Linked DNA regions of Homo sapiens: all the other regions are linked to region 1. The links are chromatin contacts, found by Hi-C or POLR2A ChIA-PET in ENCODE. All regions are on one chromosome and are shown on one strand. Each heading gives the region's core, a stretch centred on a gene start or an enhancer-like site at or near the end of the contact. The rest is flanking DNA. Distances are from core to core; before and after follow the strand shown.

Region 1 (3,206 bases), core at 403-2,902:
TCCACATTGCCTACAACAGTGGTTCCCAAAGGGTGATCCTGAGACTGGCATCATTGGTATCACCTGGAAATTTGTTAGAAATGCAAATCCTTGGGCCCCATCCCAGACCTGAATCAGAAACTATATATATATATTTTTGAGATGGAGTCTCTCTCTGTCGCCCAGGTGGAGGTGGGGTTTCGCCACGTTGGCTAGGCTGGTCTTCAACTCCTGATCTCCAGGTAATCCTCCTGCCTCGGCCTCCAAAAGTACTGGAATTACAGGAGTGAGCCACCGTGCCTGGCCATAAATCTGTTTTAACGCACCCTCCTCCAAGTGGTTCTGATGCTTACTGAAATTTGTGAAACTCTGGCCTACTCTACAAAACCCTAATGTCTTAGGATGGCATAGAAATCCTGACTGACTTTCCTACCATGTTCCTTGTCATTATTTTCTCCTCTCCTGTCCCACCCTGGCCCACCCTTCAATTTCATTCTTTCATTAGCTATCAAACCTGTATGTGTCTTTTTGTTCTAAGCACCAATAATATAAGGAAGACAGTCCAGCTCCTAACTGTCTTGCTGACCTAGGACTGGGGTGCTCCAGCCACATGACAACCCCTGGAATTAAGTACACACCATGTCATTTTAAGTGACAAGCCTCTGCCATAGCATCTCCTTCTTCTTGGTGAATTCCTATGTCTTTGGTGGCTCATTCTCAAATGTCCCTGTTCCTGAATTACTCAGAGGGCTAATCCCCAGTTTCTCTGTGCCTCCACAGCTGCCTGTCATTTCATTTATCCCAAAGTGGCATTCCCATTTGTTTACCTGTCTACTAGGATACTCCTAGAATGCAGGTAGCATGAGGGAAGAGCCTTCACTCATCTTTGTGTAGACGGCATTGTGACCCTGGTGACCAACCCTGGCACACATCAGAATCATCTGGGAGCTTTTCAAAAATATGAATGCCAGAGCTCACCCCTGAACCTACAGGAACTGAGCCTTACACATCCATATTTTAAAATGTCCCCACATCACCGTTGCACACTGTTCTGCACAGAGCAGGTATTTTTAATAGTTCTCGAATGTCTAGTCAATTACTTAGCAAGGCTGCCTGGAGAATCATGTCTACCTTAGCTTACTTCTCCGGCTTTGTAGGTTTTTGTTTTCTTTTGATTTCAGTTTCCATTTCCTCTAACTTGAAAGTATGTGCATTGGTAACAGCCACACAGCAGTCATTACTGATAAAAGGCGACATTTTGTTGAGATGATTTTAGTTATTGACCTAATCTCTGGTATTTTAAGGTTAATATATTTTTTACAGTCTCAAATATCCAGCGGTAACCTCAAATTAGAGTTGCCTGTTAAACAGTTTCTCAAGTATCTTTCAGGATTGTAGTCACTCTGCGGGCTAATCGCTCACCAGGTGTCCGTGGCTGATCCCAGTTATTCTGATTAACCTCTAAGGTGATTGTGAGACTTTAAACCGTCTCACCTGTAGCCGACCAAGCCAGCTCAAGTCAACATCCTGGGCTGTTAACCCGCGATAAGGTCGGACGGGGCCTCAGTGGAGAATACGTGGGGAAGTTCTCTGGGGCGGGCGCAGTCTGCTGCTGATTCTGAGAAACCGAAACTCAGCTGTTAAAACCGCTGCCTCTGCACTTTGGAATCCCATCTTGAGACTCGCTAAGCGTCCCAGCCGCATCCCTCCCGCAGCGACGGCGGCCCGGGACCCGCGGGCTGTGAACCATGAACACCCGCAATAGAGTGGTGAACTCCGGGCTCGGCGCCTCCCCTGCCTCCCGCCCGACCCGGGATCCCCAGGACCCTTCTGGGCGGCAAGGGGAGCTGAGCCCCGTGGAAGACCAGAGAGAGGGTTTGGAGGCAGCCCCTAAGGGCCCTTCGCGGGAGAGCGTCGTGCACGCGGGCCAGAGGCGGTGAGTATTTTAACAACCTGGCTTCGGGGCGGGAGCCCGGGCCCCAAACATACTCACTCACAAGCACCTTGGTCCTTGGAGTTTAAAACCACAGGGGCCCAACAACAGGGATTTTGACTGAATGAAAGCTCATTTGCTTAAATGAAAGTATCCATGCCGCACCTTATAAATTGAGTCGGCTAGTTTGCAGTCCTTTGGTAAATAACCAGCCCGGTTCCTTCCAGGAATACTACTTTCCTGATTTTTGTGACTGGCTACAGGATTGAAAGATATGGGTGTGTCGGAACTGCCTAGGCATCCAGTAAGATGTCATTTTCCAGGTATCTCCAGAACTCATACTCCAACCAGTATGGAAATAACTTTTCCCTTACTGTTTTTAAAAATTTGGTGCTGGGCCAGGCGCGTTGGCTCAAGCCTGTTATCCCAGCACTTTGGGAGGCCAAGGCAGGCAGATCACCTGAGGTCAGGAGTTCGAAACCAGCCTGGCCAACATGGTGAAACCCAGTCTTTACTAAAAATAAAAAATAAGCTGGGTGTGATGGCACGTGCCTGTAGTCCCAGCTACCTGGGAGGCTGAGGTAGGAGAATCGCTTGAACCCGGGAGGCGGAGGTTGCAGTGAGCGGAAATTGCGCCATTGCACTCCAGCCTGGGCAACAGAGCGAGACTGTCTCAAAACAAAACAAAACAGAAAAACAAAACTTGGTGTCCTAAACGGAATTACTGTATCAGACACTAACAGGTAAGGGTCAACAAGAAATGTGATATGGGGTAGAAGGTTCAAATTCTGCCTCTAGGTAGGAGCAAGCCTACGTCCCAGCAAGACTCGCAGATAAACTAGCCTCTTACAACCAGAGGAGTGGAGCTGAGAGAGTGAGGAGGTGAGTGACCATAGTACCTCTCATCCCTGATGTTGATATGTGCTCTATGCAGGAACAGATAGGTAGCTTTTATTCCTGGTCTTTGGTTCAGGGACTGCAGTGAGTATCCGGGAAACATTTATTAAGCAAGTGTCATGAGCCTCTCTTTCTAGCCAATGGAATGAACTTTAACTCAACAGTATGGTTTATCACAACATCACTGCCTTTGAAGTGCTGCCTCTGTGAATTGGAACTGTCCAGATGGTTTTATTTTTAGTCTCTCCTTTTTCATCGACTTCTAGTCTCTGAAAGACAAACCCTGGTTGCTAAGAAACAGTATATAACCTTATGGCCGATAAACAGTAGATTTTCTTTCATCCCTTAGCTTTTGGAAAGTACCAGGCCTTTAATATTATTATTTAGCTTAGGTTTA
Region 2 (3,071 bases), core at 208-2,707, 2.3 Mb before region 1:
CGGGATCACACGTGTGAGCCACCACGCCCAGTCCCCCCATCTTCTTAAAGGGGTTAATTTCTTGGCTCTTGCATTTTGACTTTTCCATCATTCCAATTGCCATCCTGTGTCCTGCTCTTTCCCAAGGGTTGCATTCTTACTCTGCTGAATGCTATATTATTGGATTTATGAACAATTGTTAATGTATTATAATTGTCTGATACTTTGATTTACCAGAATGAACACTTCTATAAGTAGGACTGGATCGAACTTGTTCACAATTGGAATCTTGGTGCAAATCCTAGTTCTAAGGGATACAAAGCACAAAATATTTGCGAAATAGAACAAGCTTTCAGACTTCATACTGGCATGTATCTTTGCCTTATGCCAAAGATGTGACGATGTGACTAAATACGGAAGTTTTGTTTTGCTATTGAGCCAAGGTCTTGCTCTGTCATTCAGGCTGGAGCGCAGTGGTGCAATCATAGCTCAGTGTAACCTCCAACTCCCGGGCTCAAGCGATCCTCCCAGCTCAGCCTCCCTAATAGCTGGGATTACAGGCAGGCACCACCGCACCCAATTAATTTTTAATTTGTGTGTGTGTGTGTGTGTGTAGAGACAGGGTTTCAGTAGTTGCCTCCCAAAGTTCTGGGATTACAGGCATGAGCTACCATGCAGGACCTGTTTTGTTTTAATACTTAGTAATTGGGTGTAAAGTCCTTCAAAAAACAGGTGGGGCAGGTGGGAAACTCCCTTTGTGTGACCCTCTAGCACCAGGGATAAAATTTCAACTTCATCTTAAAGCGACAACATACTTTTCCAAGACCAAGTGCGAAATAGTAAAGGGAAGAGCTAGCTCCGTAGCCGTCCGCCACAGAATGCCACAAGCTTTCAATTATGGGACAAAATTGGAACACATGGAAACCCTGTGCAGACTCCCGTGACATCTTCCCTCCTCTCCAAGTCCCTTCCCACAGACCTTGCGCCCCACACGATTATTCCCCAGGGGCCGAGCAGGACGACTTGGGTCCCACTATCCGGACTCAGCGGTGCCCCCACAAAAGCGTCCCAAAAACTCCAGCTGGGGCAGCCCTGGGGCAGATGCTGAAAAGTTGTCAGAGGCCCTCGGGCAGTCCCGAGATCTACCCCAGGCCAGAGGGCCTGACCCTCCCTAAATGCGACGTTCTCCTACCTTGGTTGATACTCACGTTCCCAGAAAAGGGTGGAACCTAGGCTGGACGAGGCGCAGGGCCAAAGTTTAATTCCTCTAAGCTCCACCCAGCTCCCAGCACCTCTCCAGGCGGCCCCGTGGGGTAGGGCGGAGCCGGGTCCAACGTACTCCGCTTCCCCCGCTCCACCCACCCAGGGCTAGGGAGCGCCCCGAGAGTTGGCCTCCTCCCACGCTGCGCGCGCACCTCCCCGCCCCCACCCCTACCCGCTGGCGTGCCCAGTGGAACGGAGCCTTGTGTCTCCGCCTCAAGTCCCCGGATGCTCACCTCCCCGACTCGCCCCCGCTGTGGCCCCGCCCCCGCGCGGCTCTTCGTGCCACGTCACCGCCTGCGTCGCTTCCGGAGGCGCAGCGGGCGATGACGTAGAGGGACGTGCCCTCTATATGAGGTTGGGGAGCGGCTGAGTCGGCCTTTTCCGCCCGCTCCCCCCTCCCCCCGAGCGCCGCTCCGGCTGCACCGCGCTCGCTCCGAGTTTCAGGCTCGTGCTAAGCTAGCGCCGTCGTCGTCTCCCTTCAGTCGCCATCATGATTATCTACCGGGACCTCATCAGCCGTGAGTCCTCACTGCACTATCCTTACTGCCGCACACGGGGGTCTGGGGTGCGGGTGGGGGCGGGGAAGGCGCAGCCGTCGCGGGCCTAGGGGACGCCGGCGGTCTTAGCCGAGCGCGGAGGGGTCGGTGCCCGGGGCTCGCGCCCAGCTCTGGTGTGCTACGGAGGGGCAGATCCCGCGTGCGGCCGCCGGCGCGGGAAATGCGGGAAATGGCGGCGCCAGGCGCACGGTGATGGGCGGCTCTGTGTATCCGGCAGACGATGAGATGTTCTCCGACATCTACAAGATCCGGGAGATCGCGGACGGGTTGTGCCTGGAGGTGGAGGGGAAGGTGAGTCGGTCGGGCCTGCGCGTGGGGGAGTCCGGGCCGAGCGGGCTCGGGTTTCCTCCGCTCCCCCGCCTGAGGTTGTGCAATCCTCCCCGCCGCCTCCTGGCGGAGGAGACGCTCTTTCCGGGCTTGGGTTTTTCTAGAAAACTGGAGGCGGAGCTGATCCTGGAAATAGGCCCGCCGCCTCGGCGCCCATCCTCCTCCCGGGGTTGTCCGGGACATGATGCTTCCGGCTTAGGAGCCTGGAGTCCTTTCGTGTTTGTCCTGTCCCCACTTACCAACCGGAGGCATCACATGCCCGCAACTGGAAACAACTTTTTAATGACCCCATTTTTTGTTCCGGCCAACAGACAACTCTTTTAAGTTAGGTCGTTTTGAGAAATCCACGGGTCACAACTTTATTCCCAAAATGGTGCTTTTTTTATTTTCAGCAAGAACTAAGAATACTTCTTATCCGTGAACTATTGGCGTGGAAGGTGCTTTGGATGCGTTTGTGTCTTTTGCAATTATACTGCTTTTTCTTAATGCAGATGGTCAGTAGGACAGAAGGTAACATTGATGACTCGCTCATTGGTGGAAATGCCTCCGCTGAAGGCCCCGAGGGCGAAGGTACCGAAAGCACAGTAATCACTGGTGTCGATATTGTCATGAACCATCACCTGCAGGAAACAAGTTTCACAAAAGAAGCCTACAAGAAGTACATCAAAGATTACATGAAATCGTAAGTGATACTGGCAGTACCTAGCTGATGTCTAGAATCTTACAGGATTTAAAGATTGGCTAACTTTTGAGGTTCTTTCGCAGTGGGTATACTTTTGTGAAAGTCCTTGCTTTTTTATTAATGAGTTCACGGAAAAGAGTGGTTGCTTTTCTATAATATGAGCATACTGAAGCCTGCAGTCTGTTTCCGTTTAGAATTAGAATAGTATTTTGAAAATAGTCAACAAGAAATGTAAACATTCTTGAAAGATACCTTCTGTGAAC
Region 3 (2,849 bases), core at 1-2,500, 2.4 Mb before region 1:
TCACAGCCGGGTGCCGTGGCTCACACCTGTAATGGCAGCACTTTGGGAGGCCGAGGCAGGCGGATCACCTGAGGTCGGGAGTTCGAGACCAGCCTCACCAATATGGAGAAACCCCATCTCTACTAAAAATACAACAATTAGCCGGACGTGGTGATGGGCACCTGTAATCCCAGCTACTCGGGAGGCTGAGGCAGCAGAATCACTTGAACCTGGGAGGCGGAGGTTGCAGTGAGCTGAGATGGTGCCATTGCACTCCAGCCTGGGCAACAAGAGTGAGGCTCTGTCTAAAAACAAAACAAAACAAAAATATACCTGGGTATGCTTGAACACAAACACTGCCATACCGTTAAAAATGTTATATATTAATATATAAATAAATATTTACATATATGTATATTAGATATATATGTAAAGATTTCTACTCATAGTACGGTTCTTTTAATTTTTTGTTCTGTTTGGACATTTTCTTTCTTTTTTTTTTTTTTTTTTTTTAAGAGGGAGTATCACTTTGTCGCCCAGGCTGGAGTGCAGTGGCGCGATCTTGGCTCACTGCAACCTCCGCCTCCCGGGTTCAAGCGATTCTCCTGTTTCAGCCTCCCGAGTGGCTGGGATTACAGGCACCCGCCACCAGGTCTGGCTTTTTTTTTTTTTTTTTTTTTTTTTTTTTTTTTTTTTTTTTTTTGAGACGAAGTCTCGCTTTGTTGCCCAGGCTGGAGTGCAGTGGTACGCTCTCTGCTCACTGCAATCTCCGCCTCCCAGGTTCAAGCGATTCTTCTGCCTCAGCCACCCAAGTAGCTGGGATTATAGCGCCCGCCGCTATGCCCGGCTAATCTGTATATTTTCAAGCTAAAAGCTGGGGTATAAAAAAATAAGGGCAAGTTTACTTCCATCCAACTGTGAAGGTTCACGGGGGCACCGTGAGAAGGTTGCCCCCTGCGAAGGTTGCTTTTCCACGGTTCTCGATGCGTTCCCCAAATTTCTCTTCCACCTCCCAGTCGATATCGGAGGCCACATCAGGTGTCACCGAGTCCCGGGCAGCTCCCTCAGGCAGCGGCAGGGGAAGATCCTGAGGGGCACTTGGGACGGGCCCCGCCCCTCCGTGTCCCCATCTGGGGCTGTCAGGGGTGTGGCTAGTGCTGGCAGAAACCAATGGGAGCTGAGGAGGTCGCGTGTTTGCGCGGACGGGGCGGGGCGGCGCGGGGCTGCGTGCAGGCTCGTGGGTCTGCCCCGCCCGCGACGGCATTTTTTCCTTTTCTCCAGCGGCCTCAGGTTCTTGTTACAACTGAGTCCGGGTTGGAGGAGGTGTGGGGCCGCTGCCGCCAGGTAAGTCCTGGCCCGTGCCTCCTCCTGCCGGCCCCGCTTTCTCTGCGGCTCCTGGAACCCGGGCCTGGGGTAAGGTTGGGCTGCGATTTCCGAGGAGCCTCCTTTGCAACCGGGCGTGCTCGGGGCTGCCTGTGCTCTCCACTTCGCAGGCCGGGCCGGGCTCGGCGGGGCGCGAGGTTCCGGGGACTGGGGACAGGGCTCTGCTTCTCGGGCTGCTGCCTCCTTGGGTCGGGCCGGTGCCGCGGGGCCCCCATCGCTGTTGGCGTGGGGTGATTCCTGTTCCAGGGTCATTCAGATCCGAGTGCGAAGCCCGTCCTGGCATCTCCGCGTCTGCTAACGAGCCCCGGGCTTGCAACCCTGCTTGTGCGTCCCTCCCACTCGTGCGTTCATTCAAACGGCAGCCTGAGCGCCCGCGAGCTTCGCACTGTGGGAGAGGGCACACCACATTCGGAATCGCTCGTGGCACACAGGCTGGGAGGAACTTGCCTGGAAAGTTAATGTACCTCTGGGTTTTGAAGTCTTTCTAGGTGCACTTTCATGTAAAGCAGTTGCAGTGATTAGCATTTTTGTTCTGCGCAAGAGTAGCAAACAATGTTGGCACTGCCCTGCGGATTCGGCTTGCGGTGCTACTTGGGTAGTGAGAAAGTTGAAAGGCATGAATCTTGCTTTTGGCTTTGCCGTTGCGAAGCTTTGTGACCGCGGGCTCAGTTAATTAACGTGAAACGAGATGATAATTTCGAAGATTTCTTTTAAACCCGGCTTTTTGTAAGTCTGTGATGAGCTTAGTTTTCCTTCTGCACCTTTAAAAAGAATAGGAAATAGGAAAAGTTCATGAAAGGGCATTATTGAAAGGGCAGTCGGTCCAGCAAGGAACAATAAATGTATGAGAGCACATTAAAGGCTGTGCAATTACAGTTTTAAGACTTAAGACTAAAAAGGGAACAGGAAGTAAAACTGAAAGAACTTACCAAGAATTAAATAAGAGAAACGGCTGGGAGCGGTGGCTCAGGCCTGTAATCCCAGCACTTTGGGAGGCCGAGGCGGGCGGATCACCTGAGGTCAGGAGTTCGAGACCAGCCTGGCCAACATGGAGAAACTCCGTCTCTACTAAAAATACAAAATTAGCCGGGCGTGGTGACGGATGTCTAATTCTAGCTACTCGGGAGGTTGAGACAGGAGAATCGCTTGAATCCAGGAGACGGAGGTTGCAGTGAGCCGAGATCATGCTATTGTACTCCAGCCTGGGCAATAAGAACAAAACTCCGCCTCTAAATAAATAAATAAGAGAAACTTGGAAAGCGTTCAAAAGTACGAACAGCTAGTATTATATTTAATTACCTCCCTTTACAGCTGTACACATGAGGTCAGGTGGGTGAAAATAAATACTAAGCAACCATGTAAGAGAAAATGTAGACAGGATGTGTAACTTAGCATATATCCTAAGTGTAGGGAGAATCCTTTGAAATTCTTAATTTGTATAGACAATTTCATTCAGAAAACTTGTTTTTAACCTTTATTTATTATTT
Region 4 (3,179 bases), core at 626-3,125, 2.3 Mb after region 1:
ACTTTGGGGGCCTGCCTTTGAGCTCATCATCTGAGTTACTGAGGTCCCCTAGCGGCTGTCAGAGGAGGCCCAGACTGTCCAAATTTGATAGTAAACGTGAAGAGACCACAAGACCAGGGTGGGAACCAGTCCCCGCCCGTCCCCAATCCATCCGGCTCACGCTCCCCACCCCACCCATGCCTAGTATCAGCAAGAAGCTGTTGTGATAAATAGATTATGAAGAAACAGGAGCCCGGACTAGAGAGACGATAGTGAGAATATAAAAGAAGAAAGATAATCTCTCTCAATCTTTTTAACTTTTGTAAGAGGCCTAATTTTTCCTTTTTTCCCCTCTTTTCTCTTTTATTTTTTCAACAACCTCTTGTCCAACTGACTAATTTTCTCTAGATGCCACTTTTTCCATTGCAGAATTACTTGTAAGAAAGAAAGGGATTAAAAAACAAGAGTTGGAAGCTGTCCTTTTGGACAAGATATTTAAAACCCTACTGTCCATCTTCCATCCTAAGTGGTCCCATCTTTCTAAAAGGAAATGCCTTCCATATTCTTCCTAAAAAAGCAAAAGCATAACAAAACAAAACTGGAAAACTGTTTCTTCTGCTTGAGACACAAGGGCCATTATCTTCCCACCTTTGGCCCCACTGATCCTTGACAGGATGTCCTGGACCTGCAGCCCAGATGAGGAAAGGTGGGGTGTGGGTGGGGGGTTGACTGACACACACAGCAAGTAGCCTCAAGGAATTTGGGGGTGGGGCAGGCTGCGCCCCAAGGCTTTGGTCCTATCTCCCGCCCCCCTTGCGTTTTTACTTAACACCCGATCACTTCCGTTGCAAATAAAAAAGAAGTAACAAACAGCTAAATTTAATTAGGGATAAGTAATAAAATGACCTGGTTCTCTCTAACTGCGCTCCTGAGCCCTTCGCTGCCGGCCCTGGACTTAGTGGACGGAGCGGGAGATTCCCGCCCAGGGGAAGAGGTTCCCACGGAGGGCATGCGGTCGCGGGTGCCTTTGGATTCGTGTGTTCAGGGAGGCCAGATAATCTCCTCCCCGCGCCGGAGCCCCTGTTCCTCATTTCTAGCATTTTAAAAAAGGTCAAGAATACAGTGAATCCGGCTGGGGGCTGCCGGCTGGGTGACGCGCCTCTGGCTAGACCGAATGGCACAGGCTGAGCCCGGGGGTGCGGACCGGTGGGCACGGAGAAGGGTCCCTCGGCGCGGACTCGACTGCAGGAGCCGCGGCGCCGGGGGTGGGGGGCGTGTGCCGCTCGCGAGGGGGCCGGAGGACTTGACAGATCGCAGCGAAAGAAAACATTAAACCAAAACAAAACCCACCGATTCCCCACGTCGTTCAGCAAAGACATCGTGGGTGGAGCCAGGAGGGAGCGATTGAGTAGAATTCCTCGCGGCCGCCTCCGCCCGCCCACCCCGCGCCCCCGGCCCTCGGCCCCCTGCCCTGCCAGCCCGCCGGGCTCGGCCCGCAGCGGAGGTCAGGGAGCAGCGAGCGCCTCCTCCCACCCGGGCTTCCCGAGTACTCGGCTCTGCTGCTCCGTAGTAAACAAAGTGTCGCCGGCGCCTCCACGCTGGTTTGCTTCCTAGCAATCAAAACACTGAGAAGGCGAGAGAATCACAGAAACACTCGAGAATTACCAGAAAATAATAGAGATCCAAAAAAAAAAAAAGGAGGTGAGTGTGTGAAAGAGAAAAACACCCCACTACCCCCCACCAGCCCACCGCCGCCTCCCCGTGGAAAACCGGGCCCCACCCAGCCCGGCGCCCACTGGCTGCCCGGGCGGCGGTGCCGCATGCCCATTGGCCGCGCGGGCTGTCGGTCAGGGGCGGGCCGGCGCGCGCGCCGCCGCGGGCGGGGGGCGGCGGCAGATCCCGTAAGTCGGGCGGCCTGGTAGTCGCAGCAGCCGCTGCCGCAGCCGCCACATTCAACAGGCAGCAGCGCAGCGGGCGCGCCGCTGGGGAGAGCAAGCGGCCCGCGGCGTCCGTCCGTCCTTCCGTCCGCGGCCCTGTCAGCTGGAGCGCGGCGCAGGCTCTGCCCCGGCCCGGCGGCTCTGGCCGGCCGTCCAGTCCGTGCGGCGGACCCCGAGGAGCCTCGATGTGGATGGCCCCGCGAAGTTAAGTTCTGGGCTCGCGCTTCCACTCCGCCGCGCCTTCCTCCCAGTTTCCGTCCGCTCGCCGCACCGGCTTCGTTCCCCCAAATCTCGGACCGTCCCTTCGCGCCCCCTCCCCGTCCGCCCCCAGTGCTGCGTTCTCCCCCTCTTGGCTCTCCTGCGGCTGGGGGAGGGGCGGGGGTCACCATGGCCGAGGCGCCTCAGGTGGTGGAGATCGACCCGGACTTCGAGCCGCTGCCCCGGCCGCGCTCGTGCACCTGGCCGCTGCCCAGGCCGGAGTTTAGCCAGTCCAACTCGGCCACCTCCAGCCCGGCGCCGTCGGGCAGCGCGGCTGCCAACCCCGACGCCGCGGCGGGCCTGCCCTCGGCCTCGGCTGCCGCTGTCAGCGCCGACTTCATGAGCAACCTGAGCTTGCTGGAGGAGAGCGAGGACTTCCCGCAGGCGCCCGGCTCCGTGGCGGCGGCGGTGGCGGCGGCGGCCGCCGCGGCCGCCACCGGGGGGCTGTGCGGGGACTTCCAGGGCCCGGAGGCGGGCTGCCTGCACCCAGCGCCACCGCAGCCCCCGCCGCCCGGGCCGCTGTCGCAGCACCCGCCGGTGCCCCCCGCCGCCGCTGGGCCGCTCGCGGGGCAGCCGCGCAAGAGCAGCTCGTCCCGCCGCAACGCGTGGGGCAACCTGTCCTACGCCGACCTCATCACCAAGGCCATCGAGAGCTCGGCGGAGAAGCGGCTCACGCTGTCGCAGATCTACGAGTGGATGGTCAAGAGCGTGCCCTACTTCAAGGATAAGGGTGACAGCAACAGCTCGGCGGGCTGGAAGGTGAGTGGACTCGGCGCGCGGCCGGACCTTGGGGGCGCGGTGGGTCAGGCGAGGGCGCAGCTGTGCAGGTTTGCTCGGCCTGAAGGTGCGGAGCAGGAGGGCAGCGCGTTCCCAGGAGGGCGGGCGAGAAGCGGTGGTCGCGGTGGCCTCGCCCGGGTCCGGTCGGGGACGGCAGTAGGTGTGCGTGCGCGCCAGTCAGGAGTTCGCGTGGGACGCGGTAAGGGGCTCGTTGGGGAACTAAGTAAA

The links. A loop is a pair of places that touch in the nucleus more often than their neighbours do. ChIA-PET counts read pairs that join two places held with the same protein, here RNA polymerase II (POLR2A). Pooled maps may share reads with other maps.
Region 2: a pooled map shows a loop between it and region 1 (10-fold over the local background). The contact joins the promoter of TPT1-AS1 here to the promoter of EPSTI1 in region 1. A Hi-C loop is called at or near these places in 7 of 50 pooled maps. POLR2A ChIA-PET finds 5 or more read pairs at or near these places in 2 of 52 experiments (activated CD4-positive, alpha-beta T cell and endothelial cell of umbilical vein).
Region 3: a loop to region 1 is called in a pooled map, with 11 times the contacts of the local background. The contact joins the promoter of SLC25A30 here to the promoter of EPSTI1 in region 1. A Hi-C loop is called at or near these places in 1 of 37 single-sample maps with no recorded cell type and 6 of 50 pooled maps. POLR2A ChIA-PET finds 5 or more read pairs at or near these places in 1 of 52 experiments (CD4-positive, alpha-beta memory T cell).
Region 4: a map of naive thymus-derived CD4-positive, alpha-beta T cell shows a loop between it and region 1 (7-fold over the local background). The contact joins the promoter of FOXO1 here to the promoter of EPSTI1 in region 1. A Hi-C loop is called at or near these places in 1 of 168 maps with a recorded cell type or tissue (naive thymus-derived CD4-positive, alpha-beta T cell), 1 of 37 single-sample maps with no recorded cell type and 6 of 50 pooled maps. POLR2A ChIA-PET finds 5 or more read pairs at or near these places in 1 of 52 experiments (WTC11).

Annotation. Positions count from the first base shown.
Region 1 is chr13:42,990,687-42,993,892 of GRCh38, reverse strand. It overlaps EPSTI1 (epithelial stromal interaction 1), which reads left to right and starts at 1,652. Exons shown (of 11, transcript NM_033255.5): 1 at 1,652-1,915. The coding sequence starts at 1,728. RefSeq lists enhancers at 1,019-1,258, 1,519-1,638.
Region 2 is chr13:45,339,731-45,342,801 of GRCh38, reverse strand. It overlaps TPT1-AS1 (TPT1 antisense RNA 1), which reads right to left and starts at 1,457. Exons shown (of 11, transcript NR_024458.1): 1 at 1,415-1,457. It overlaps TPT1 (tumor protein, translationally-controlled 1), which reads left to right and starts at 1,619. Exons shown (of 6, transcript NM_003295.4): 1 at 1,619-1,760; 2 at 2,017-2,090; 3 at 2,618-2,808. The coding sequence starts at 1,733. It overlaps LOC124903169 (a long non-coding RNA gene), which reads right to left and starts at 1,368. Exons shown (of 2, transcript XR_007063781.1): 1 at 1,172-1,368. RefSeq lists enhancers at 1-180, 1,760-2,549 and silencers at 1,243-1,442, 1,603-1,712, 1,793-1,862.
Region 3 is chr13:45,416,774-45,419,622 of GRCh38, reverse strand. SLC25A30 (solute carrier family 25 member 30) reads left to right here and starts at 1,250. Exons shown (of 10, transcript NM_001010875.4): 1 at 1,250-1,323. SLC25A30-AS1 (SLC25A30 antisense RNA 1) reads right to left here and starts at 1,461. Exons shown (of 2, transcript NR_047031.1): 1 at 885-1,461. RefSeq lists enhancers at 846-1,035, 1,846-1,895 and silencers at 1,146-1,245, 1,286-1,615.
Region 4 is chr13:40,665,337-40,668,515 of GRCh38, reverse strand. It overlaps FOXO1 (forkhead box O1), which reads left to right and starts at 1,875. Exons shown (of 3, transcript NM_002015.4): 1 at 1,875-2,933. The coding sequence starts at 2,304. RefSeq lists an enhancer at 987-1,036 and silencers at 1,687-2,216, 2,447-2,586, 2,677-2,726.